Linked DNA regions of Homo sapiens: regions 1, 3 and 4 are each linked to region 2. A link is a loop called in an ENCODE intact Hi-C map of the cell type or tissue named here. Cell type or tissue: OCI-LY7. All regions are shown on one strand. Links, peaks and the distances in the headings refer to the core of each region. The heading gives the core; the rest is flanking DNA. Region 1 overlaps SAMD7 (sterile alpha motif domain containing 7). Region 2 overlaps GPR160 (G protein-coupled receptor 160). Region 3 overlaps SAMD7 (sterile alpha motif domain containing 7). Region 4 overlaps SEC62 (SEC62 preprotein translocation factor).

Region 1 (4,000 bases), core at 1-4,000, 120 kb after region 2:
CCCTGCCTCCTCTAGGTTGTGTTCTTATCCTCCTGCCCCCACTGCTCCCACCCTGGATAGAACTCCATCATTGCTTATCTGAATAGGCTTCCCCTCTGTCTTGTCCTCTTCAACTTATTTTCATAAAAGCAACCTGAGTGATCTTTCTGCAATATAAAGCTAACCATGCCGCTCCCTACTTAAAACCTGACTGCCTCCAGGATAAAGCCACAATCCTTCACTGGGTCTTCTGGGCTCTGTGACCTGGCCCTGTCCACCTCTCCAGTCTCATCTTGCTCTCCCCACCTCTCCCACCTTGGCCCTGGCCCTCTGTAGCACTGGGAACTACTCTCAAAGTCCCAACCATATTAAAGTTTTCTCTGGCTCTGGCCCTCACCTGGAAATTCCTCCTTTATCTCCCTCCTGCCTCACCTCTCCTCTTGACTTTCAGGTCTCACTTTAGAGGCCTCTTCCTTTAGGAGGCCAAGAGTCCCTCATATGTGTTCCCACCATGCTCTGTACCCGCCTTTCACAACGTGCTCGTATGGATGTGGGATCACTCACTGGTGCCCCTCTTCTGGACTATGAGTGCCATGAGAAGAGGAACCACATTGGTCTTGTTTCCACTCTGTGCTCCATGCCTCACAGGGCATGACTCAGGACCAGCTAAAAAGTAGAATCTTCTTGGAAAGCTCCTGTACTGGGAACCTTGTGTTCTAATAGATTTTAGTCATGAATGTATACATATATTTTTCCACAATATGCACCGGTGTGGAGAAAGGACTGAAATGTTCCACTCAAAACACACACTCCAGAGCCAATCCCAGTATTCATCTATGAAAATGTCTGATTGTCCTTTGGCCTGGGAATTAAGACTGACCAACTATGATGCCTATTGCTAGAATGGGCAATTGCTGAGGAATTCAGAAGGTGATTCAGCAGGAACATCTCCATGCTCAGAAACTTGTGGTCTTTGCTTTAGTTTCTACTACAGAAAACACCAAAGACATCCAAGGCCACCCTGTCCCCTGTCACCAGAACTTGCTGCTGGCCATTTCCAATCCATTTCATACCATTTGGAATTGATTGTGCTGCTTCTCTATCTTTGTAAAAAGAAGTTTCACTTATTTTTTATTGAGAGTTACAAGTGGGAGAAAGGCATTGTGTCTTCTACCATACAGTGTCCATCCCAAACTGGTCAGTGCACTGCTCCACGGTGGCCAGGACACTCAGGAGCCACTGGTCCATGGCGTCCAGACGAGGATCAGAGAGCACTGGGGAGAGGGGGTCATGGGCCATGGCAGATTTTAAGGTAGACTTCAGCACACCATTCTTTAGGTAGTTCCGTCTGTTCCAGGTAGACACCTGAGTGATGCCACACTGATAGAGGGGGGGAAAGAATGCTTCTTTCATCCAGCAAGGGGTTCCCAAAGCTTTTGTTGTTATCAAGAAGGATGAGCATACTGGCGCCCTCATTATCTTGAAAGTTCTTATAGTAATGGCAGTCAGCATTGTCAATCAGGTAATCAAAGACAGCTGTGTTAATGGTGTCCAGGCGGCACAGGCCAGAGTCATAAAGGGACGTTTTCTTCACAGCCTCACAGTAGCGCTCATCATACTCCCACCTGGCCAATTTGCCTTTTCAGTAAGTCCTGGCCCACGGGTGTCAGTGTTTCTGGAGAGGCCACACATCTGGAAGCCAAAGTGTGACAGATTTTTCCATTGTGTCTCCATCGGCACAAGCTGATTCTGTTTCTCGGTAGTAATAACACTTCCCATAAAAACAAGTATTGTGTCCTACAGTTAGGAAGGGGCTCAACAGCTGCTCCATGGTAACAGGCTTGATCTCTGTCTGAAGATGAACGGATCTGCCCACCATCAGCAGGGCTCTGGGACACCCACAATCCTGTCCAAGTGAAAGGCTGCTACCTCCGCATTGTGTCTATCATAACCGGCATATGGTTCCCTTCCACTACATAGTCTCGGCTATACTACTTAGGTTCGAAAACAACTTTCTGTTCCCTTTCAAGGATCAGTAAGGCTTTCAGCTGTGTCCCTTTATAACCCACATCAGCTTTAATAATTTGCTTGGTGGCCATGGCATGCATGATTGCCCCCAGCTCTGGTGTCTCTTCACAGTACACTTCCTGGGGAACCACCCACTGGGCTGCAGTCTCCTAGGAAGACTGCAACGTGTGGTCCAACTTGGGTGACAGCTCCATCCACAAGCCAGTCATCATTCGGTGAAAAGCCCTCAGGGGATCAAGTAGTGAAACGCTGCTTGGCAGTTGATGTATCTAAGTTGTCAATCAGGAAAACTTTGGTGAAGATAAAGATGACAGGAATTGCTAACAGCATGACTCGCTGCTTTAGCTTCATGTTGACCTCTTTTCTTCTCCCCTGACCCACTCACTCTCTGGCTCACTTATCAAGGAGAGGCAGTGGTAATGGTTAGTAAGGAGATTCCATCATTACACACATTGGTCCATTTGTGGATGCACCTTCCACAGTTCCCGTTGCGTCCTAGACTCGCTCGTGGCTACCCATGCAGTGCAATGCAGCATGGCCCCCGAGGAGGGGCAGCCCCAGGCTGTGCTTATCACCCCAGCCACTGCCACCACCACTGCAGCTCCCACCATTCCCTGGCCACCTCTCTCAGCGCTGAGCCAGCCGTCCCCCAACAAACTGCATTAAGTAATTATTTCTTTTCCTATTTTAATTAAGCAAATTATAGAAAATGGCTAATATAAATTAAAGAGCCAGGTGCGGTGGCTCACATCTGTAATCTCAGTTACTTGGGAGGCTAAGGCTGGAGGATCACTTGAGCCCAGGAGTTTGAGACAAGTCTGGGCAACATAGTAGACCCCCATCTCTTTAAAAAAAATTAGCTGGGTGTGGTAGTGTGCACCTGACAATTTGTGAGCATCCAAAGGAGGAACCACGTGGATAAATTTTCAAGCAGAGGTAGGCTGGCAGCCAGGGGACTGAAATGTGTGAGGATCTAACCCTCAGCCATGGTGGATGTACTCAGGGCCTGGGGCGAGGACACATACATGTCCCTGTCGCTCAGATGTACCCCCTTCTTTCTCACCAGAGCAGTTTGGGCCATGTGTAATGATATAAATGTGCACATATTTTCAGTAATTTCAGTTCTTTTTAGAGAGAGGATATTTTATCTGCTGAGTCCTCTGAACTAGACATTTACTTGGAACAAAATATGTTGCAGGCTCTCCTGAATGTTCCTTAACAGCTGAGCCACCAATCCTTTCTCTACACCTATTTAAAAGAGTTCATTTGCACTTGGGGCTTTGGGTTTTAGTTGTTATTTTTTTTCTGCTGAATTTCTTTTTCTACCTACAGGAGGTGAGTGGTGAGAAGTTGCTGAGTAGGCACCTAAGGCAGAGATGGGGAGTAAGAGGATAGTTGGGGGACAGTAGGTTTAACGCCAGCTAATCTCAGCACCTTGGTCCAACTCATTTAAAGAAAGGGGCTATGGGGCTGGGCGCGGTGGCTCATGCCTGTAATCCCAGCACTTTGGGAGGCCGAGGTGGGCGGAACATGAGGTCAGGAGGTTGAGACCAGCCTGGCCAACACGATGAAACCCTGTCTTTACTAAAAATACAAAAAATTAGCCAGGCGTGGTGGTGTGCACCTATAGTCCCAGCTACTCGGGAGGCTGAGGCAGGAGAATCGCTTGAACCCAGGAGGCGGAGGTTGTGGTGAGCAGAGATGATGCCACTGCGCTCCAGCCTGGGCGACAGAGCAAGACTCTGTCTCAAAAAAAAAAAAAAAAAAAAAGAAAAGAAAGGGGCTATGAGTAACAATGAGTAACACCTGATGGGACATTTTAGACAAGCGTCCTTGTGAGAGTGGGGTACAAGCAGTGCTGCTTCAGGGCTGTTGCATCCAGAGGGCATCTCCCCATTTCTGTATAAAATAACATCACAGAGCATAGCTGGGGGCAGGCACAGCACAGCAGTGACATCTTTCAGTTGATGCCACCTGCTGTCACTTGGAGGGA
Region 2 (6,300 bases), core at 1,020-5,019:
CCAACTCCTTGGTATCAGCTCATGTGGATACTTTTACATCCCTATCTTTTCATTTTTTAATTTGTTTTTAATGTTAAGTTCAGTCTCCATAGAGTCTCAAAAATTGCCAGTGCCAACCATATTTCATCATGGCAGGGTATTGAGAAAAGTTTTCAATTAGCAAGTGCCTCAGATAAACTTCACTGGCTATGAAATGGCCACTGCACAAAGCTATATCCCCTTATTCTAAAAAACCTGAGTTTCTGGTTGCCCCTGCTGGAGAGGCCTGCAGCTTGAGCCTGCTTACCCCTTTGTATTTCAACTTACATTCTAGGTAACTAGAATGACTATAGCCCAACTATACTTATTTGGTTACCCTTTTTATATTATAACTACCTTTGCTAGGTGTTTGGAGCCTGAACTCCTGTGCCATCTTGACCAGATGTCATCACTTAAATAATTGTTTTGCTCTCCTGTGGCTCCGGTATACATTTTGTAAGACCCTCTTTACATAGTATGCACTCAAGCTAAACATAGTTCTGAGAAGTCTTGGTATTGCCAGTTATGAAATGACTTCACTGTATCATTTGCCTACTTTCAGTCTCATACAAGTATTAACTAGAGCACTGATGTATGAAATGTGGTATTCTGCATATACCCACATTATAGTTACTGTGATGGTTCAACTACCTTGTGATTCACCATGGCCCATAGGCTTTTTCTGCCAAAAATAGGCACAGTGCCAATCATTCTCCAATTTGAACCTCTTACTTACAAAATTAATTAGCCTTCACGTGATTCTGTCCAGTATTTTATAAATACGGTACCCCATTAATGCAGGTTATTTTGACTTCTGTTTCTAGTATTTCTCGCATACAAACATATACACTAATATGCCACCAGTTATGGATTAAAACTGATTAAACAGAATGGTTCCCAGACTGACCTCTAAAAGGTTAAATGATGACTTATCCCACACTGGAACCATATCCTTGATAATGTCTCTGTGTTACCTTCCCACCGTCTAACTGTGGTATCATGTGAGCTAACCTGTTTCCCCGGGCTGTTATTGATTATGTCATTCATAATGAAATCAATAGCATGAGAAAGTTAAGATTATGTCCCCTGCTTCCTCCAGATCCGTAAAATGTTCTTGAAAACAAATCAGGTTACACTGACACAATTCATTTTTCTATAAAGCTACCATGAATTTTTACTCAATGCCTTATGTTTGCTTGTAAATTAGTATTCTGGTGATGTATATTTTCACATAAACTTCCCTTACAATGTGACTGTATTTTATTGACTGCAAATTCTACACATATATTCACCTCGTCATCATTTTGGTGGGAACAGATAAGTAATACAAGTATAAGGTTCAGAATTAAAGAGAAAGGAGTTGCATACCTTGTACTAGTCATTCAGGTACTGAGTTTTAAGAACAACATCAACAAATAGAAAATATATCTTAAAAAAAATCAACAATATAGGAATGGGATTAATAAGAGCAACAAAGGATTATAAGAACAGTTGTTCAGATACTTATGGGCTGACCGCTTAGCAAACATGCTCACAGAAGAGGTTTAAAAAGAGTTTTTAAGGCCGGGCGCAGTGGCTCACGCCTGTAATCCCAGCACTTTGGGAGGCCGAGATGGGCGGATCACGAAGTGAGGAGATCGAGACCATCCTGGCTAACACGGTGAAACCCCGCCTCTACTAAAAATACAAAAAATTAGACAGGCGTTGTGGCAGACACCTGCAGTCCCAGCTACTCAGGAGGCTGAGGCAGGAGAATGGCGTGAACCCGGGAGGCGGAGCTTACAGTGAGCCGGGATCGCGCCACTGCACTCCAGCCTGGGGGACAGAGCGAGACTCCGTCTCAAAAAAAAAAAAAGTTTTTAAAAGAACATCTGAACTAGAGATTGCCTCCTGGTTCTCAATGATTATCATGTCCTTTAGTCTTGCTTTCTTCATCAAAATAAACGGCCTAAGCATACAATGATCTGGAAAGTAGCAATCAGAAATCTGTGCTCAATAGTCCCTGAGACCCCACTCTCCATCCCGGGCTTCTGAATGTGGCTCCTTGTATGACTCAACCACCAGAGAGGTTATGACATTCTTCATGCTTAGTTGTTCATGGTTTCTGAAACCACGGTTATTCATCATTGCTGAGAAACTGAACCAGAACAACCACCTAAGGGAGATCCTTTTTTCACCATCACATTGTCAGGTGTGATGTCAGGACCCAATCAGCCGGGGTCCAGTTCTCCTATAAGTCTTTGGTAACAGTATCCCAGACCTACGCCAGCTTGCCCCACTACCATTCTACCTGTTTTGTTTCCATTCTCAGGATTCAGAAATATAACATACACATCTCCTAAGAACGACTTTATATCCATACAGTAGAATATTATTCAGTCTTAAAAGGAAATGAAATCCTGGCCGGGCACGGTGGCTTATGCCTATAATCCCAATACTTTGGGAGGCCAAGGCAGATGGGTCACCTGTGGTCAGGAGTTCGAGACCAGCCTGGCCAACATGGTGAAACCCTGTCTCTACTAAAAATACAAAAAGTAGCTGGGCATGGTAGCAGATGGCGGTAATCCCAGCTACTAGGGAGGCTGAGGCAGGAGAATCACTTGAATTTGGGAGGCAGAGGTTGCAGTGAGCCAAGATCGGGCCACTGCATTCCACCCCGGGTGACAGAGCAAGACTTCGTCTCAAAAAAAAAAAAAAGAAAAGAAATTCTGATACATGCTGAAGGTGGAAGAACCCGTAAGACATTACACTAAGTGAATAAGCAGACAGAAGATGACAAATATCATATGATCCCATATATATGAGGTACCTAGAATAATCAAATTCATAGACAAAAAGTAAACAGTAGCCAGGAGCTAGGAGAAGGGAAGAATGAGGAGTTACTGTTTAATGGGTGCAGGTTTTCAGCACAGGATGAAAAAGTTCTGAAGATGCGTAGATAGCAGTATCAGTTGCTCAACAATGTGAATGTACTTAGTGCCATTGACCTGTACACTTAAAAATGGTTAAGATGGTAAATTTTAGGTATATTTTACTATAATGATTTGACCTGAGCAGCTCAGTCCTTCTATTCTGCCAGAAGGTGGTGATGTTTTCTTAGCCCCTGCTGTCTGCTTCAATGTCAGGCAAAAGCAATTTTGAAGAGACAGTTTTCTGGATACCTCTGGGACCTCAGGGCCTTTGAACTTGTGCTTCAGAAGACCATTCTGCCTGGGATGGTCTTCTTTCTTATACTCATGTAGCTTGCTCCCTCAACTGCCTGAAGTCTTCACTTAAATGATACTTTTTTTTTTTTAAGCATGAGACTAATAATGATGAGAGTTTAAGATAAGTTTGTTGGGCAGGCAGGGCTCTCAAGCCAAATAACTCTACACACACATACACACACACACACACAAACGCTGCTTTTTAGTTTATAAAATATTTTATGGAAATTGTCTGATTCAAATTGTCTAAATCATGTTCCTGAACTAATATTCCATGCACAAATGCCAAGATATTCAAGTGTTAAAGCTGAGTAATTAAAAAAAAAAACAAAAAACCAAAATGGGTAACTGTGGTCTTTTCCCTAATTTGAGGTGAAGAGAAAGTGCCAACAGATGAAAAATAAATATATTCACATTACTGAATACAGAAAACAAGCATATGACCATCTTGAGAGATGCAGAAAAATCTTTGGAAAAAATTCAACAACCATTCATGATAAAAACCTCTCAGCAAAGTAGGAAACTGATGGTTTCCTCAACCTGATAAGGAACATCTATGAAAAATCTATAGCTATCATTATACTTAAGTGTGAAAGACTGACCACTTTACCCCTAAAATTGGAAACAAGGTAAGGATATCTGTCCTTACTACATCTACTCAACATTTTAGGATATCCTAGCCCATTCAGTAAGGCGAGAAAATAAAAGAAAGGCATACAGACTAGAAAGGATAAGATAAAACTATTTGTAGATGGCATTTATGTATATTGATAATCCTAAGGTACTTACAAAAAATCTACTGGAATTAATAAATGAATTTAGTTAAGATCACAGGTCAATTTTTAAAACCACATTGCTATATATAGCAACAAAATTCAAAAATGAAGGAAAATATATCATTTCCAATAGACTCAAAAACATAAAATAAGAATAAATTTGTATAAATATTTATAAAATGTCAATGCTAAAAGCTACAAAACACTGCCAAAAAAACCTAAAGACCTTAACAGAGATATGCCATGTTCATGGATAAGAAGATTAATATTATTAACATGTCAATCCTCCCCAGATTAGTTGATTCAATGTAGTTCTGATCAAAATCCAACCAGGCCTTTTTCTTTTTTAAAGATATTCACAAGCTGATGCTAAAATATATATGAAAATACAAAGGGTTAGAATAGCCAATAACAAAGTTGGACGACTTACACTACCTGATTTCAAGACTTATAAATTATAGAACTCAAGACAATGAGCTTAAGAGTTCAAACCAGTCCACTTGATTTATAAGAAAGTACCAATGCAATTCAATGGAGGAAAGGAAAGTCTTTTCAACACACTGTGCTGGACTAACTGGATAACCGTATGAAAAAAAAAGGACCTTAACTCCACTTCACACCATTAACAGAAATTAACTCAGGAGAGATCACAAGCATAGCTATAAAAGGTAAGACTCTACAAGGAAAACAAAGGAGAATATGTTTGCAACCTTAGAGTAAAGAATTCTCAAGCAAAACACAAAAAGCACCAAATAGAAAAAAAATTGATAAAGTGAACTCATTAAAATTAGATTCTTCTGTTCATCATAAGAAAATGAAAAGGCAATTACAGACTGGGAGAAAATGCTTACAACACATCTATCTAACAAAAGACTTGTGCCCAGACTACCAGACCACATATATAAAGAGTGCCTACAAATGAATAACAAAAAGTCAAACTACTCAAACAAAAATGGGCAAAATACTTAAAAAGACACTCCAAAAAGAATATGTACAAATGGCCAATAGCAAACAAAAAGGTACTCAACATCATTAGTTATCAGGATAAAGCTAATTAAAATGACAATGACATACAATTTCACATCCATCAGAATGACTAAAATCAGAAAGACCAACAATACCAAATATTGGAAAAGATGTAGAGTAACGAGAACTCCTATACGCTGCTGTTTGAGGTGTAAAATGGTGTATCCCCTTGGAAAATAGTGTGGCATTTCAACATAGGCTTATCCTATGATCCAGTACTTCTACTACTAGATATTTACCTAGGAGTAATTAAAACAGGTCGGCCAAGTGCAGAGGCTCACGCCTATAATCCCAGTACTTTGGAAGGCCAAGGTGGGCGGATCACTTGAGGTCAGGAGTTCGAGATCAACCTGGTCGACATGGTGAAACCACGTCTCTCCTAAAAATACAAAAATTAGCTGAGCATGGTGGCGTGCACCTGTAATCCCAGCTACTTAGGAGGCTGAGGCAGGGGAATCACTGGAGCCTGGGAGGTGGAGGTTGCAGTGAGCCGAGAATGCGCCACTGCACTCCAGCCTGGGTGACAGAGTGAGACTCCATCTCAAAAACATAACAAAACATGTCCACAAGACTTGTATAAGGTTCAGCAAGTACTTATTAGATATAAGATTAAAAACACAAACCATAAAAGAAATCAACAACTTAGGCTTCATCAAAATTTAAAACTTTTTTTTTCTTTAAAAGGCACCATTAGGGAAAAAGTCATGGGTCTGGGGAAAATATTTTCAAACTATTTATTTGTTTTTTATTTTTTTATTTTTTGAGACAGAGTTTCGTTCTCTCTCCCAAGCTGGAGTGCAGTGGTACGATCCTGGGTCACTGCAACCTCCGCCTCCCAGGTTCAAGTAATTCTTGTGCCTCAGCCTCCTGAGTAGCTGGGATTACAGGCGCATGCCACCGCGCCCAGCTAATTTTTGTATTTTTAGTAGAGGCGGGGTTTCGCCATGTTGGCCAGGCTGATCTTGAACTCCTGATCTCAGGTGATCTGCTGGCCTTGGCCTCCCAAAGTGCTGAGATTACAGGTGTGAGCCACTGCACCCAGCCCCAAACCATATATTTGATAAAGAATTTGCATCCAGATATATACCTTAAAATTCTTGAACCTCAATAAGAGGATGGTGAGAAATAATCCAGTTTTAAAATGGGGCAAAAGATGTAACTAGACGTGTCATCAAAGATGATATAGATCTATATTGATATCAATATAGATCAAATATCCAATAAAAAAGAAGACATATAAGTAACTAATAAGCACATGAAAAGGAACTCAACAG
Region 3 (4,000 bases), core at 1-4,000, 110 kb after region 2:
GGTTATTTCTCTTTTCGAGATGTTAGCAGCCATTTATGACTACTGCCTAGATTGCTTATGTTTTAGGGGTGCATAATGGTGATATTCAAATTCTATTATTTCTCCTTAATAGCTATAATACTTCCCTAAAGGAAACAGCTGCATAGTACTCCATTGCCTGGATATTTACTCAATCAGTCTAAACATATTTCATAAGTCATAATTCCCTATTTATCAAACATAATTTTATTGTGATGGTTTTCCAACAAGAGAGAAGTTGTCATTGTTGTTGCTTTGTTTTTTATTCATAAAGAGTACAGAGTATGCTTCAAGCCTCAAGTGGCATTTCAGAAAAAGTTAAAAACTATTTCTAGATGATAATGTAAATAAAAATCCTCACCCTCCAAAATAATCTGTTCATAAAGTGTCCCTTTTGTTAAAACGTACCCAGGAGTCTTTAGAAGAAGACAATCTTGGTAGAAGGTAATCTTGGTAGGGACAAGCAATTTCAGTTTTATTCTCTTACAATGAAGAGTACTGAGAGCTGGGGAGGGCCTCCTTTACATGTGTTCTTCTGGTTCTTTTTTAAATGCATGGACCTAAAATTAAGCACAGTGGTTTTTTCTGGTGATAGTACATGCCAAGATGGCATATCGGAACATTTTCCTTAGAGCAACATTGAGATACATCTGTGCAAATCAATCAATTACCAACTCAATGGACTTATTTAGCAGCAATACGAAACTCAAAAGTCATCATAGTGATTGAACCTCATTATCACTTTGCCATTAAAAATATTAAGCATTTCTTTTTATCCCTCACCACAGCATCTGTAACTCACACCTGGCATTTTGTGAAACTTCTGTTTGCTGGGTAGTATAGCAGGTGAAATGTCACGTGACCAAACAGTTCTTCGGTACACTGAGCATCAGATGAATAAAAAGAGGGAAAGAGGAAGTGAAGCATTTTTCAAGTTATTTTTAGTAAAAATCTTGCCACTCGTTATTCATTGGCTTATTGCCATCTTAAATAACTTAAAAAAGACATATTTTTGAAATATGGGAGGATTTTCTGTCTGTCCCTGTCTCTCTTTCAGCAAAGGGACCAAGAGAGTAAAGTAACAATTCACAAATACATGTGATGGTTTCATACAGTTTTTGTCAGAAGAAAAACCTGTTGTCTTAGTAAAAATGAAAGAAATGGAAGCTTAACTAAATTAGGCTTATAGGAAAATGATTTCAAAAGCCCACCTTCCAAATCAAAAAGTGAATGTGGGTAGCATGCAATTTGTGTTTACTAAATGCAACTTAATTTGTTTGTTTTAGTACTCCATTATTGTGAAATAAATTACTTCAAAACTTAGTGGCTGAAAACAACACACATTTATTATCTTACAGTTTCTGTGGGTCAGAAATCCAGAGTGGCTTAGCTGGGGGCCTCTGGCTGAGGGTCTCTCATGAGCTGCCATCAAGCTGTGGGCTGGAGCTGAGGCACCTTCAAGTTTCCTTACATGGCTGTTGGCAGCGTCAGAAGATCCATTTCCAAGTTAATGTGGGGCTCTCCACAGGGCTGCCTGGAGACAAAGAATCTGGCTTCCCCAAGAGTGAGAAATCCAGAGAGAGAGAGAGAGCGAGCACCCAAGACAGAAGCCACAAAAGTGACATCCCATCTATCACGCCTTCTGTATTCTGTTCATTAGAAAAGCCTCAATACCCCCAGCCCGCCCTCAAGCGGAGTAGATCACACAAGGGCTTGGGATACCAGGATGCAGGGATCCTTGTGGGCCATCTCAGAGGCTGCTTTCTAGAGTTTGCTCATGTTAAATGTAAATTTTTTAAATAGAAAATATATTCTCATGGTTAAAAATTCAAAATGTTCAAGAATGTATATGGTAAGAAGACTTCATATCCTGTTAGCCAATCCCCTCCTTGAGCAAACTGTCATCATTTTCTTGTTTATCCTTTCAGAGACATTCTGTTAAACATCAAGTTGAAAATGTGGGATTCCACAGGGTGTGAGCAGAGAGCACTCCACCTTGCCAGCTCAAACCTGCTTTGCAGAGATAACTTCCCCACCCCTTGGATGAAATCTCAAGTGGATACTATGACTTTTCACCTCCCTCTCAGATAAAAAGCAGTCCTCCAGTCACTTTCAGTCATAACATAGTTGTATTTCAGAAATAAAATACCTAGTCATGAATAATATTCAAACTCGATTTTTTTTTTTTTTTTTGAGACAGAGTCCTGCTCTGTCACCCAGGCTGGAGTGCAGTGGCACGATCTCAGCTCACTGTAGCCTCCGCTTCCCAGGTTCAAGCAATTCTCCTGCTTCAGCCTCCCGAGTAGCTGGGACTACATTCGCGCACCACCAGGCCTAGCTAATTTTTTTTTGTATTTTTAGTAGAGACGGGGTTTCACCATGTTGGCCAAGCTGGTCTTAATCTCCTGACCTCATGATCCGCCCGCCTCAGACTCCCAAAGTGTTGGGATTACAGCCGTGAGCCACCGCGCCTGGCCAAAACTCGAAAATTTAAGGTTAAAGCTTCTCACCTTCCCTAGCTTGGGCCTGCTTCACGCTGGAAATCTGGAATGAGAAGAGATGGAGTCGTGGTCAGCTTCTCCATTTCTGTTCTGTACTTCTGCCCGTTCTCTTCTGCCTCTCTGTGGTTTCATTGGGTTGCCTTTATCTCTTTCAGGGTTTGGGAATGGAAAATGAGTGAAAAAAGGGAGGGAGCTCTTTTTTCAGTTTCAGCTCTTTTGGTTTCTTCAGAGATTTCTTCATGGAAACATCCATCTGCAGCTTTCTTGATGTTTGTAAATCTCCCCTTCATTAGCATTTGCTCCTAAGGATGCGTCTCCAGTCATTTGGTGCTGGGGTCATTCAGCCCTGGCAGGGAAGCCCCTTGGGCAAGTCTCCTCCATGAAAGCCCCAGAAAGGCTGACTTTCTCTTCTCATTCTCCATCCAGTACTGGGAAATCCTCACACATCCTTTGTAATATCCTAGGCTCTTTGGAAAACTGGCTAAGACTATTCTTCCTCCTTGAGGGCTTTTAGTTTCTCATACTACCTCGCTCAATTCCTTTAGGAATTATTGTATCCTGGGGACAAAAAATGTTCATTGTATCACTCCAGGAATTAGGATCCAGAAGAGGGGATGTATCTGCTGGTTGATCAAATGCTTGTCTTATAGGAAATGAAAGAGTTTTCTTGTAGAACATACTTCCCACATGCTGAGATACCTTTTAAGACAAAATAATTATAGTAATCAATTCTATGAATTTTTTTCATTAACTCAGCATTAAACACACATCACAGAGAGGCTGAGGTAATTTCAGGCATGGAGCATCTATTAACATATAGTTGTGGGGGTCACAATTGTAGGATGTGGTGGGCTTTTTCTTTCTCTCAGAATTATAGTGTTTACAGATGTAAAACAGGGTATCAAGGTGGCTCTAACCAGGGGCAGCTGAGCAATAGTGGAATTACTGAGGGGGAGAAAAGTAGATGGTGAGGTCAGGACGGTAATGGTGGTGGCATGTTAGGAGGAGCACAAATGACATAGGTCTTTGGCTTTGGCTCTGAAGGCAATGGGGAGCTATTGTAGAATCTTGAGCAGAAGACTGACACAATCCATCTTACATATTAAAAGGACCACTTTTACTGTTTTGTGAATCAACTCTGGGTGGGCAAGGGCAGAAGCAGGGAGAGCAGTTAGAAGGCCAATGCATGATTTCTGAAAGATTTAGAACCAGAAATACCATTTGACCCAGCAATCCCATTACTGGCTATTTACCCAAAGGAATATAAATCATTCTATTACAAAGATAAATGCACACATATGTTCATTGCAGCACTATTCACAATAGCAAAGACATGGAATCAACCCAAATGCCCATCAGTGATAGACTGGATAAAGAAAATGTGGTACATATACACCATGGAATACTATGCAGCCATAAAAAGGAACGAGATCATGTCCTTTGCAGGGACATGGATGGAGCTGGAAGCCATTATCCTCAGC
Region 4 (6,300 bases), core at 1,272-5,271, 77 kb after region 2:
GTATATATTCTCAAATGGTAATGTGGCTGGCTATCTACGAAGCAACATTATTAGTAATTTGGATTTTCTTCTAAATCATTTGCAACAGTTCCCATTTTCTTAAATTTACTTTAGTGGAAAAAATGATTCTTAATAAAGAATTTTAAAAACAAACAATGCAACTTTAGTAGAAAAAAGCCTTTTCCCTGATGAGTAGATACTGAAGGCAATAGAACCAGCAGGATCATCTGCTTCTGTCAATTTTCCTGCACAGCTGCCCACCCCCACGAAAGAAAAGTAGATTATTAACTTTCAATCAAATTGTGTTGAAAATAATTTCACAATTAGGTTGAAAGATGAGACTGACATTATTTAACATTTGTATAGTATCAGAGCCTCCGTTTGTTTGGCTTTAAACCCATGACATAGAACACATTACTAACATAAAACTCTCTGACATTTTTACACAACTACTCATACTTTCCTATCTCGGTGTGTTCTATGCCCTTTGCTTGGAATGAATTTCCTTTCTTCTCTTGTTTGTTGGGTAATCACCTATTTATGTTTCAAAATTTACTTAAAACATTTTCTGTGTGATGTCATTCTTCATAGTTTCACCATCTCTCTCTTCCTTATTCAACACACTGCATTGTGATTAGTTATAAATCTTCCCTAACAGATCAGAATATGTTTTGATGTAGGGACCAAGTCATAGTTATTATTGTATTCCTGGAGCCTAGACTATTTGTTGAGTAAGTGGTTTTAAAACAGCTTCTAAAACATTTAAAAAATTACTTCTGTATTTTTTTCCTTCACTTCCATTTTTTTTTCAGATTTAACAAACATTTATTAAATGCCAGACATGTTGGGGACTTCCACCAATGTGGCAAAGGTGAGTTTTTATGAAGTGCTCACACTGTGGTAATTGCTATGGAGTTACAATAAAGTATAAAACAGTCTTACAATTGTTTTCAGATTTAGCTGGCAGGAGATTTTAAAAAAACTCACACATATGTAGCAATTCTAAAATAGTTAAGGGCCAAACTGGGAGGTACTAACTTGATAAACTCAGTAGAACTTTAGATACAAAGGCTGATGAAGGCTGGAGGGCCTGGGGAAGAGTACATTCGGTAGAGGAAGGACTTGAGGGATTTGTTTGTGATTTTGAGAGGCAGGTGGGACAGAGGAAACAGAACCGTTTAGGGAAAGTGGCAAGTTATGATAGGAAAAAGACTAGAAGAAAAAATGAGTGTGGCATGTGCACAAGACTGAGGACGACATAACTGGATTGGGGGTCAGTGATACAAAGTCTTGTGGAGACTTAACCTAGTATGTATGAGTTCATTCATGATATAGGCCATAAAAAGGTATAGATCACATTAGAAAAGATTGTTTTATCATCCTACATTTTCCTATTTTGTTTTTCCTCAGACTCCCTCATGCCACTTAGCTGCCTCAGAAAAACTGACAGTATTGGAGGATGCCAAAAAAAGAAAAAAAGAAACTGGTCAAGAGACCCTTTGTGATTTTGTCTGCTATTGGGCAGCAACTCATGAGAACTGGCCAATAAGACTCTACGGTTATATTAGAAGTGGCTCTGGAGACCTTAAAGTTATGCTATTCTCATTTATTTTAGTGCAGAAAGGACTCAAACAATCTGACATCAGTGGGAAGAGCGTATACAATGAAAATCGAGTGTCTTTGGACACTCTCTGTACTCAGGTCTTTTGAGCTTTTCAAATAACAAGGTACCAAGGCTCCTAAAAAGCCAAAAAATGTGGATTCATACTGGCTGCTCTACTCAGAGATTTGGGCTTACAGATCTAATAGCTCCATTAAATGCATCGTCATTTTGTTGGAGGAGACAGTATAGAGCGGTAGTTAAGAACACAGACTGTGGAGACAGGCTGCTAGATGTAGAACCCTAGATCTGCCACTTGCTAGCTGTGTAGCCTTAGATAAAGTACTTAAGTTCTCTGTGCCCCAGTTTCTGCATTTGTAGCATCTCTTAATTTTTACACAACATGTAAAAAATACATCAGTTTTGTGGCAGGTAAGGAAGTTTGTACTTTTTGGTTTGTTTTTAAGACAGAGTCTTGCTCTGTCACCCAGGTTGGAGTGCAGTGGTGCGATCTCGGCTCACTGCAACCTCCACCTCCCGGGCTGAAGCTATTTTCATGTCTCAGTCACCCAAGTTGCTGGGACTACAGGTGCATGCCACCACGCCTGGCTAATTTTTGTATTTTTAGTAGAGATGGGGTTTCGCTATGTTGGCCAGGCTGGTCTTGAACTCCTGGCCTCATGTGATCTCCCTGCCTTGGTCTCCCAAAGTGTCAGGATTACAGGCGTGAACCACTGTGCCCAGCCTGGAAGTTTGTACCGTGGAGCTAATTCTATTCACCTTTTTATTTTTTCCCCACGAGCAGATTCAAGTTGCCCTGGATATATGCTTGCTGGAGCTAATTCTAACTAGACAAGTTGCTACAAAAGACAAGCAAATATCAACTGCATGAGTGTTAGCTCATCCTTGTCTCAACAATGTCTCACTCTGTCGCCCAGGCTGGAGTGCAGTGGCGCAACCTCGGCTCACTGCAAGCTCCGCCTCCCGGGTTCACGCCATTCTCCTGCCTCAGCCTCCCGAGTAGCTGGGACTATAGGTGCCCGCCACCACACCTGGCTAATTTTTTGTATTTTTAGTAGAGATGGGGTTTCACCTTGTTAGCCAGAATGGTCTCGATCTCCTGACCTTGTGATCCACCTGCCTCGGCCTCCCAAAGTGCTGGGATTACGGGCATGAGCCACTGTGCCTGGCCGAAACCTACTGTTTCTAAAAGGTCTGTTAGTAACCTCTAGTCTTTGGCAACTAAGAATTTTAAGAAATATTCAATAATTCTTTAACTTGACAGCTTAAGAAACCAGGTTGTGAAATAGTGGTTTTTAAGAGGGTTCTTATGTGGCTGATACTTTAGGTGCCATTAAATAAAATATTAGTACACATAAAATAATCTAAAATCCCAAAAGATAAGCTTTAGTGTTATGAAAACAAAATTTAGTTAACATATATTAAGAAAATGCTTAGTATTAAGTAAACCAAGAAAAAAAAGAAAAGAAATGGAAAGAAAAACCAGCATACTTCCTTCCAAAAGGAAGGTGATTTTGTCTTTTAGGTAAACCACTTAACATCAAAAGTTTTTTCAAAACAGAAAAAGTATCTATTATGAAAAATATATGTATATTACTGAATTAGCTGTATTTCATCTTGAAATTCTCAGAAAAAGATAAGGTAGATGTTGCAGCTTCCTTGATTTTAGAAGAAATACTACATTAGCAAACACTGAACCAAATAGGAAAGGGTATGAGGCTTATGGCTCAGGGTGCAGGCACTAAAAAAGTAGCGGTAACACAGCTAATAGGAATTCCTGCAAAAGTTTTGAAAAAAAGACTCCTCAACCAATTTGCTCTACAAAAGAAAAAACTTTCTTTTCTACTGTAGGCACTGGTATATGACTTTTGTTGCTGACCCTTCAGTAGGGCTCACAAATATATAAAATAGAACATAAATAAAAATTATATACAGTTAAAAGTATAATAGTCTAATACCAAACACATTTCCAGAGGTACCAAAGAAATCAGGTTACATGTGAAAACAGTATTTGAGTTATGTTGTAGTATCACTACATTTAATGATGTAAGGAGCTTCAGGACTATGAAGAAAATTTAAAATTATTATGTTATTCTTCACTAAGAAATAAACAGTACCTGTTGCAGTAGTCAACCACAGACTCCCTGGTTGTAAATAAAGCTTCCTCTCCTTTCTTGGCCTTTGCCCACTTTGAATCCAAAAGACAGTCCACTGCTTTTGAAGCTAAAGAAGAAATTCATTATTTTAAATTTAGCATACATGGGGATTTATGTCTATCTAAATAATATTTTATAAAGTAAAATTTCAACACTCTGGCAACAAAAAAGAAAACCAAACTCAACAGAAAACTAAATCTAACATGATCATGATTAGTAGTTCCCCAAAACCTCAACTTGTGAACTATATTAAGTATCTTTTAAAAGTAATGTTGGGAAATAATGGCATTCAGAAAGACCAACTAAAGCAAGTTAAATTAATGGGGAAATATTCAAAAATTTAAAATATCTGTATGTAACTATCACTCTTATTAATCACAAGCATATGTAGATAAACCAAAATGTTCACCACTCCCTGCAAGTAATAAAAATTCTCATCAAGTTTTACTCTAATACACTGAGGAAGAAGCTCTGTCAACAATCCACTGCTGTCACAAGAAACAGCTAAACATATTATATCTGAAGAGATTAGCACATCTACTTTTTAAAACTTGTAATGAATGTCAAATCATTAAAAACAGTAAAGAAAGAGACGATAAAGGACTTTTCCTCTACACTGGCAATTTAGTTTTTTTTTTCTTCTAAGAGACAGGTTCTTGCTCTGTCACCCAGGCTGGAGTACAGTGGTGGGATCATAGTTAACTGCAGCCTCTAACTCCTGGGCTCAAGCCATCCTCTCACTTCAGAGGCGCATGCCATCATACTCATCTAATTTTTTTGTAGAGATGGGGTCTCATTGTGTTGCATAGGCTGGTCTCGAACTCCTGGCCTCAAGCAACCCTCCTGCCTTGGCTTCCCAAAGTGTTGGTACTATAGGTGTGAGCCACGACACCCAGCTGCAATTCACTTTTAATTGATGAGAAAGGCAAACTCAACCCCTACTTATAAGCTCTGGTGTTATAAATGACATCAGCTTATAATGACATTGTTTGGGGAAAAAAAGCCAGTGCTCTTAGTTCCAAGTACGCATACTATCTAAACAAAAGGTAGTATTTTAAAACACTGAAAATAAATCCTATTTAAAAAAATTTCCAACAATTGTTATTAGAAAACATGTTATCTTTTTATTATAGACATTTTCAATCATAAAAGAAAAGAACAGAATAATCAACTGCCATATGTCCATCACCAGAACAATCACATTTGGAAAGCACTTTTAAAACTTCTACATATCCCAAATGTAGGTTAACTTCATAACATATGTACACTAATACGATTTTACTGATATAATCCTACCAATAAAATAATCAACCCGGTGACCCATCATATTGGTGGACTTTGTTGGACAGTTGAATCGAAGATACTTGGCCACAGCCTTCTCTTCTTTAGATGGTTCACCAACTTCCTGCAACATATGAATATTAATTTAGTATAATCATATACTTGAGAAATTCATGCGCTGAATAATAATTTACAAATCTATTTTATGAATCTTTTCAAGTGGAGTACAGGCCTTGCTTTCAAGCTTTCTCTGGAGCGACCTAATAAAGTATTCAAAAGACAAAAATGGAGATTTAAAGAAACTACGTTTTTCAAATATAAGTTGATAGAGGCAAAGCCTGTCTGCTTCTTGGCTTCAACTATGAGGCATTTGAGTTGTTTTTTCCACAATGGTAACTACTTTGTACCAGTTCACTTTCATTCTTATACGGTCTTTTTTTTTTTTTTTTTTGAGATGGAGTCTCACTCTGTTGCCTAGGCTAGAGTGCAGTGGTGCGATCTCGGCTCACTGCAACCTCTGCCTCCTGAGTTCAAGTGACTCTCCTGCCTCAGCCTCCCAAGTAGCTGGTATTACAGGTGCCTGCCACCATGCCCAGCTAATTTTTGTATTTTTAGTAGAGACAGGGTTTCGCCACGTTGGCTAGGGTGGTCTTGAACTCCTGACCTCAAGTGATCCGCCAGCCTAGGCCTCCCAAAGTGCTGGGATTACAGGCGTGAGCCATCGTCACCGGCCTATAGTCTCTTTTTATAAGCCACAAAACAGTAATTAAAAAGATAAGATGTTGCTAATAGTGAGTATCCAAATGTCAAAGTAAGTAGAAACAAGTGTCATAAATAAATGTTAAAATAACAGCCAAAGATATGTATCCTGAACAATGGACAACAGATCGCAGAAGGAGTTCTCAAATTAATCAATGACAGCTGCCCCCAATGTGGTAGCCATAAGAACTACTGACACAATGACAATTTGTATTCTCTTTCCTTTCCCCCTGTGGCTGCAGATACCAGACACTCCTGGGACTGTCTTTCTCATCTTCTCTTCTCCAGTAAGGGTGAGGCAAAAATGAAAAATGCAAAAAGAGTTATTACTATCTCATTTGAAGAGGTGATTAATGGAAGTGCACTGACAAAGAGTCGTTTTGGAAAGGCCGTTTTAATCCTTCTCTGCTTTCTTTCTTCTATATCTTTTCCCAAATTTTCTATTATTTTCTTCATTGTTTCTCATTCCCCATCTTCCCTTTA

Evidence for each region. Peaks named below come from ENCODE experiments on the same cell type or tissue, not always from the same donor. Only the 100,000 strongest peaks of a DNase experiment are listed, where the experiment ranks them.
Region 1: it touches region 2 in a loop (4-fold over the local background); 3 of 110 quality-filtered maps call a loop at or near these places.
Region 3: a loop joins it to region 2, with 4 times the contacts of the local background. A loop is called at or near these places in 3 of 110 quality-filtered maps.
Region 4: a loop joins it to region 2, with 4 times the contacts of the local background. A loop is called at or near these places in 4 of 110 quality-filtered maps.

Annotation. Positions count from the first base shown.
Region 1 is chr3:169,930,356-169,934,355 of GRCh38, reverse strand. The region is part of intron 7 of SAMD7 (sterile alpha motif domain containing 7); the gene reads right to left. It also overlaps the pseudogene FAM20BP1. Among named protein-coding and RNA genes, the nearest start is that of SAMD7, 21 kb to the right of the region's middle. In OCI-LY7, for the core only: a CTCF peak has its summit at 3,987 (motif pointing left); DNase peaks (open chromatin) are centred at 2,035, 2,485, 2,945 and 3,965; H3K4me3 peaks cover 2,632 bases; H3K27ac peaks cover 3,313 bases.
Region 2 is chr3:170,051,213-170,057,512 of GRCh38, reverse strand. All of the region lies in intron 2 of GPR160 (G protein-coupled receptor 160), which reads right to left. All of the region lies in intron 2 of LOC124909455 (a long non-coding RNA gene), which reads left to right. It also overlaps the pseudogene RNU4-38P. Among named protein-coding and RNA genes, the nearest start is that of GPR160, 16 kb to the right of the region's middle. RefSeq lists enhancers at 172-391, 1,203-1,702, 1,843-1,892, 1,923-1,982, 2,313-2,452. In OCI-LY7, for the core only: CTCF peaks have their summits at 2,893 and 3,103 (motif pointing right); DNase peaks (open chromatin) are centred at 1,702, 2,182 and 3,122; H3K4me3 peaks cover 2,077 bases; H3K27ac peaks cover 2,966 bases.
Region 3 is chr3:169,937,536-169,941,535 of GRCh38, reverse strand. SAMD7 (sterile alpha motif domain containing 7) reads right to left here. Exons shown (of 9, transcript NM_001304366.2): 9 at 2,361-3,218. The coding sequence ends at 3,030. Among named protein-coding and RNA genes, the nearest start is that of SEC62, 27 kb to the left of the region's middle. In OCI-LY7, for the core only: a CTCF peak has its summit at 1,703; DNase peaks (open chromatin) are centred at 575, 885, 1,585, 2,055 and 1 weaker place; H3K4me3 peaks cover 2,304 bases; H3K27ac peaks cover 3,639 bases.
Region 4 is chr3:169,974,490-169,980,789 of GRCh38, reverse strand. SEC62 (SEC62 preprotein translocation factor) reads right to left here. Exons shown (of 8, transcript NM_003262.4): 2 at 5,074-5,182; 3 at 3,739-3,844. Among named protein-coding and RNA genes, the nearest start is that of SEC62, 11 kb to the right of the region's middle. In OCI-LY7, for the core only: CTCF peaks have their summits at 3,622, 3,825 and 4,061; DNase peaks (open chromatin) are centred at 2,159 and 2,423; H3K4me3 peaks cover 1,211 bases; H3K27ac peaks cover 4,000 bases.